Regions from separate parts of the Homo sapiens genome. Here region 1 is linked to region 2. A link is an interaction called in ENCODE POLR2A ChIA-PET data of the cell type or tissue named here. Cell type or tissue: MCF 10A. All regions are shown on one strand. Links, peaks and the distances in the headings refer to the core of each region. The heading gives the core; the rest is flanking DNA.

What was found. ChIA-PET counts read pairs that join two places held together with the same protein. Peaks named below come from ENCODE experiments on the same cell type or tissue, not always from the same donor. Only the 100,000 strongest peaks of a DNase experiment are listed, where the experiment ranks them.
Region 1: POLR2A ChIA-PET joins it to region 2 with 5 read pairs; 2 of 35 experiments call an interaction of 5 or more read pairs at or near these places.

The regions. Positions count from the first base shown.
Region 1 is chr7:43,877,963-43,880,769 of GRCh38, reverse strand. All of the region lies in intron 4 of URGCP-MRPS24 (URGCP-MRPS24 readthrough), which reads left to right. URGCP (upregulator of cell proliferation) reads left to right here. Exons shown (of 6, transcript NM_001077663.3): 6 at 1,510-2,807. Among named protein-coding and RNA genes, the nearest start is that of MRPS24, 9.8 kb to the right of the region's middle. In MCF 10A, for the core only: no CTCF peak of the experiment used is centred there; no DNase peak of the experiment used is centred there.
Region 2 is chr7:43,646,545-43,649,351 of GRCh38, reverse strand. It overlaps COA1 (cytochrome c oxidase assembly factor 1), which reads left to right. Exons shown (of 6, transcript NM_018224.4): 2 at 700-752; 3 at 1,718-1,817. The coding sequence starts at 738. Among named protein-coding and RNA genes, the nearest start is that of STK17A, 65 kb to the right of the region's middle. RefSeq lists enhancers at 1-818, 1,088-1,382, 2,413-2,532, 1,681-2,542. In MCF 10A, for the core only: no CTCF peak of the experiment used is centred there; DNase peaks (open chromatin) are centred at 441 and 1,241.

The sequences.
Region 1 (2,807 bases), core at 241-2,740, 230 kb before region 2:
GTGGAATTTGTATTTACTTCATGCATTAACATTTAAAGTGACTCAGCACGGTGCCTCACATCCAGCACTTTGGGAGGCTGAGGCAGGCAGATCATTTGAGCCAGAGAGTTCAAGACCAGCCTGAGCAATATGGCAAAATCCCGTCTCTACAAAACATACAAAAACTAGCCAAGTGTCTTGTGCACCTGTAGTCCCAGCTCCTCAGAAGCTGAGATGAGTGGATCTCTTGAGCCTAGGAGATCAAGGCTGCAATAAGCTGTGATCACACCACTGCCTTCCAGCCTGGGTGACAGAGTGAGACACTGCCTCAAACAACAACAAATTTTAAGACAACTAATTAATATGCAGCATGAACATTAGTAAGGTGCTGGGCCAAGACCTGGATGGTGAATGGAATCTTCAGAGGTAGCAATACTGTTTCAAGCATCTAGCTTATAAGATCTTATATTGTATAGGGTGATATTTGAGTATCTGCGCAAGTAAGTGCTCACTTACTAACAGTCTGCACTGAATATTTTAATACATTTAAAATTTAAAACTGCATTAAAGCCAGGCACCATGGCTCACACCTGTAATCCCAGCACTTTGAGAGGGCTAGACAGGTGGATTGCTTGAGTCTGGGTTCGAGACCAGCCTGGGCAACATGGCAAAAACCCATCTCTACAAAAAAATACAAGGATGAGCTGGGTGTGGTGGCACACACCAGTAGTTCCAGCTACTTGGGAGGCAGAGGTGGGAGGATCTCTTGAGCCCAGGAGGTTGAGGCTACAGTGAACTGAAATCATGCCACTGCACTACAGCCTGGGTAACAGAGTAAGACCCTGTCTAAAAAAAAAAGAAAGGGGAGAGGAAAAAAGAAAGAAAAAAAAGAAAACCTGCATTATTGATTTCAGGTTTGCAAAATGGTTGTTTAGCTATAATTGCTGACTCTTTATGCTTAGTGATTTCTTTCTAGTTCCTTTAAAATATTCTCTTATTTCTAGAGAGAAAAAAAACACAAAAAAACATTAACTAGAAAGCCAGAGAGTGATTCAGTGATTATGACTCCTGTGGGAACTTCCCGGTGACTCTGAGTAGCCCACGGAAGCAACACAGTGGGGAGGTGAGGCCTGCATTCAGCTTGTAGGAGTCATGTGCTGCTCACTGTAGCCAATTAATTTTGAGCTCAGTGTTAGATCTTACAGGTTTCTAGAAAGACCAGAAATATGGCTTTTGCAAGAACTCTTCCAGTTGTTAAATGTAGCTTATTTATTTCTGTTCTTTCTTTTGTTTAATGTCACATATATCTGTGGTTAGGTTGGTACCTATTGTACCTTGATGTCCGGGTTCCAGCCCTGCCTTGATCTCAGGTCAGCCTTGAGCACACCCTGAGCCTCCTGTGCCTGCACTCTGCTCTCTGAAGGGGGTCGTCACTCTCCCCATCCTGCTGGGCTCTCCTTCACCAGCTCTTCCCTGGCCCCTAGCTCAGAAACACAGGGTGAGCACTTATGTCTTCATTTCTTTCCACAGTGGAGAGAAGCAGGCTTCAAGAAATGCTGTCACTTTTGGGCCTAGAGACGTACCAGGTCCAGAAACTCAGCCTCCAGGACTCTCTGCAGATCAGTTTTGACAGTATGAAGAACTGGGCCCCTCAGGTTCCCAAAGACTTGCCCTGGAATTTCCTCAGGAAGTTGCAGGCCCTCAATGCTGATGCCAGGAATACCACTATGGTGCTGGACGTGCTCCCAGACGCCAGGCCTGTGGAGAAGGAGAGCCAGATGGAAGAGGAGATCATCTACTGGGACCCAGCTGATGACCTTGCTGCCGACATTTATTCCTTTTCTGAGCTGCCCACCCCTGATACGCCAGTGAACCCCTTAGACCTTCTCTGTGCCCTGCTGCTCTCCTCAGACAGTTTCCTGCAACAAGAAATAGCGTTGAAAATGGCCCTCTGCCAGTTTGCACTCCCACTCGTGTTGCCTGACTCGGAGAACCACTACCATACATTTCTGCTGTGGGCCATGCGGGGCATTGTGAGGACATGGTGGTCCCAGCCCCCAAGGGGCATGGGGAGCTTCCGGGAAGACAGCGTGGTCTTGTCCAGGGCGCCCGCCTTCGCCTTCGTGCGCATGGACGTCAGTAGCAACTCCAAGTCCCAGCTTCTCAACGCCGTCCTCAGCCCGGGCCACAGGCAGTGGGACTGCTTCTGGCATCGGGACCTCAACTTGGGCACCAATGCCCGGGAGATTTCGGATGGGTTGGTAGAAATTTCCTGGTTTTTTCCCAGCGGAAGGGAGGACTTGGACATTTTCCCAGAACCTGTGGCCTTTCTGAACCTGAGAGGTGACATCGGGTCTCACTGGCTGCAGTTTAAGCTCTTGACAGAAATCTCCTCCGCTGTGTTTATATTGACTGACAATATCAGTAAGAAGGAATACAAATTGCTGTACTCCATGAAGGAGTCAACCACAAAATACTACTTCATCCTGAGTCCCTACCGTGGGAAGCGCAACACAAACCTGAGATTTCTGAATAAGTTAATTCCTGTGCTGAAAATAGACCACTCACATGTCCTGGTAAAGGTCAGCAGCACTGACAGCGACAGCTTCGTGAAGAGGATCCGGGCCATCGTTGGGAATGTGCTGCGGGCACCCTGCAGGCGGGTATCTGTGGAGGACATGGCGCACGCAGCCCGCAAACTGGGCCTAAAGGTCGACGAGGACTGTGAGGAGTGTCAGAAAGCGAAAGACCGGATGGAGAGGATTACCAGGAAAATCAAAGACTCGGATGCCTACAGAAGGGACGAGCTGAGGCTGCAGGGGGACCCC
Region 2 (2,807 bases), core at 23-2,522:
GTGGTTGAAAGAGCAGATGCTGGAGCCAGACTGCATGAATTTGAATCCCAGTTCTACCACTTATTCACTTATTAGTGCACCTTTGGGCATGTTACTTAACCTTTCTGTGCCTCAGTTTACTCATCTGCAAAATGAGCGTGATGATAATAGTTCCTACTTCAAAGGGTTGTGAGAATTAAATGAATTATATAAAGTGCTTAGAATAGTACAAGACACATAATAGTCAGAGACAGAAGTATTAGGTATTATCAATATTGTTAAAGTCCATGTATAAGTTTACTGTACTATTGTTTCTTTTTAACTCTGAAGTGCTGTTTTCACTCTGTCACGTACAGCTTTTATTGCTAGCATCTTGCTTCTGCAGGTCCAGCCTCCTGTTGATTGGCCCTGTGTTTGTGCTGTGGTCAAAGCACTTGCTGTCTGCGGTTCTCCCTTGTGCACACCGGTTCTTTGGTTGCTGTAACAAAAACTACATAGGACACAGACAGGAAACCCGCAGGCTTTGTTTTTTCTTCCTAATTTGGCAGCAGAAGGGGGAAAAACCAGGGCCTTTCACAGACAAGGCTTGTTTTAGAGTTTAATTTTAACTTCTTGTTCGTGTTCTAAAGCTTGGGTTGGTAATAAATCTTGGCTGTATGAGACTAGAGAGAACTGGGCTTTAAAAATATGATTTTAATGTAAAATCTTTTCTAATTGCAGGACAACTTGCCTTTGATGATTTTCAAGAGAGTTGTGCTATGATGTGGCAAAAGGTAATGGAATGTTCCAGGGCCAAGTTCCCCACTAGAACCTGCCAGGGTATTCTCGAGTTAGACAATAGAAGAAAGTCACTCCCTGAATAGTTATGGGCTTCTCCTGGTCTTTAGGGTTCACTTGTGCTTTAACTTCACAGGAGGGATGGGCATTTTCTGCATTGTTTCCCACTCTGTCTTTCTCTCGTGTCTCATGCTGGCGTTGGAAGCTGTAACACTCTGGGAACCTCTCCATAACCCAGTCTGGCTGCCTCACCCTGTTGAGCTCTCTTCAAATTAAGCAAGATCTGACTAATACATTCTTCAGAGATGCTCTGACCGTTTTCATTATGAGAACTAAATGACTTTTCCCAGATCACATTACTGTAATTAACTTTACACTCATTTTGATACTCTTACATATTATAAGAGTGGATGGATGGTATGCTGTATTTACCGAGCTGGCATCCCTCCATCTGTTCATTCAGCCTGAGTCATAACCAGAGTTTCCTCATCCCAAGGGTGGTGCATTTTTCAAAATATGAAAGGAGCCAGTGACAGCTCCAGCCCATTCGCAGGCTTACAGGACCAGCCATTGCCACAAAGGATAAGCTTCCTGTTTACCAGTTGGCCTGAGACAAAGTGGTTGTGCTTCCTGGCCATGCGGGGCTTGGCACACAGTCTGGGCTGTGTCTGTCAGGATGGTGGGCTGAATGCTCGCTCTGTGCTGGGCTGGCTGGGGGTGGCAGGGCCCCCACAGCATGGGTCCTGGACATGGGCCACTCTCGAGAGGGCACCCTCAGGAGGGCACTCAGTTTGGCTTCAGAACCAACCCTGGCATTTGGAAAGGAAGCAAATGAGGGAGGGCGGTCTGGCCTCCTTTCTGGCTTCCTTAATGCTTCTTTCCTTTAGGGGTCCAAGCCGGGCAAATCCCCTTGGCACAAAACTGGGAATCCTACAATAAATTTGTATCTTTTGTTTTTAAGTATGCAGGAAGCAGGCGGTCAATGCCTCTGGGAGCAAGGATCCTTTTCCACGGTGTGTTCTATGCCGGGGGCTTTGCCATTGTGTATTACCTCATTCAAAGTAAGTATCCTGCTAGCCGCCTGCGGCCTGACCTCCTCCTAGCCTGCTCCTGCTCCTCCATCAGAGGAAATACTTGAGATGCTTTGTTTAGATTAGAGAAAGGAGGAGAGGGTGATTTTAAAGGCTAGTCCACCATTTCGTTGGCTATAGCTTCCTCTGTATCCTGTAATCTCAGTTTTTCCAGGAGCAACGAGTACAAATAAAAGGACCAGGACTAATATGCATAAGAAGCCCAGCAAAGCACGATGGGCTTTCAGTCCAGTGCACACACAGGGGCTCCATCAAGATTCTGAGATTATATAAAGAAGGGACAGAGGGAAGGGGAATACCAGATGGTTCACAGGTGGGGAAAGCTGTGGCTGTGCGTCCAGCATTGTCAGACTTTTTTTGCACTTTCATTCTCTGCTGTTGATTTAATGGAGGAGGGACCATGAGCAAGGAACTCTGGCAGGGGCAGAAAATAAAAGCAGAGACCACGATGGCAAAATCCCGACAGATGCCGCTTCCAGCCCCACTGCACTCAAATTTGAATTTGTAAAGACAGGCCACAATTACTGTCAGCAGCCAGGACATTTAAGGTCATTTTAATGCTACTGGTGGCAAAGCGGCAGCAGTTTTTTCTAGACTGGCTTTTTTTAGGCTCCTTTATCCCCACCCAGCTTGGCTCGTCATCCACTCTGCAACATTTTCACTTCTTCCCAGGATGTGAGTGTCACCAGCAGACAAGCAGACAGGCTCCAGTGTCCTCTCCAGCCTTTCTGCACCATCCTGCAGAGTTGGTGGAGTTGCAGAGTCTGGAGGGGGCCTGAGATGAGCGTTCCCAGGAATGATTCAGACTGAATAATTTGGCCTCCTCTTCCCTCTGCCAAAGGGACAGGGGCAGGACATGAGAGGGATGGGTGCACTTTTGGGTCAGGGTTCAGCTTTCTGGTGTGACAGCCTTTCTCCCTTAGGAGGCTGCTAAGTCGGTGAGACCTGGGCACTGCAGCC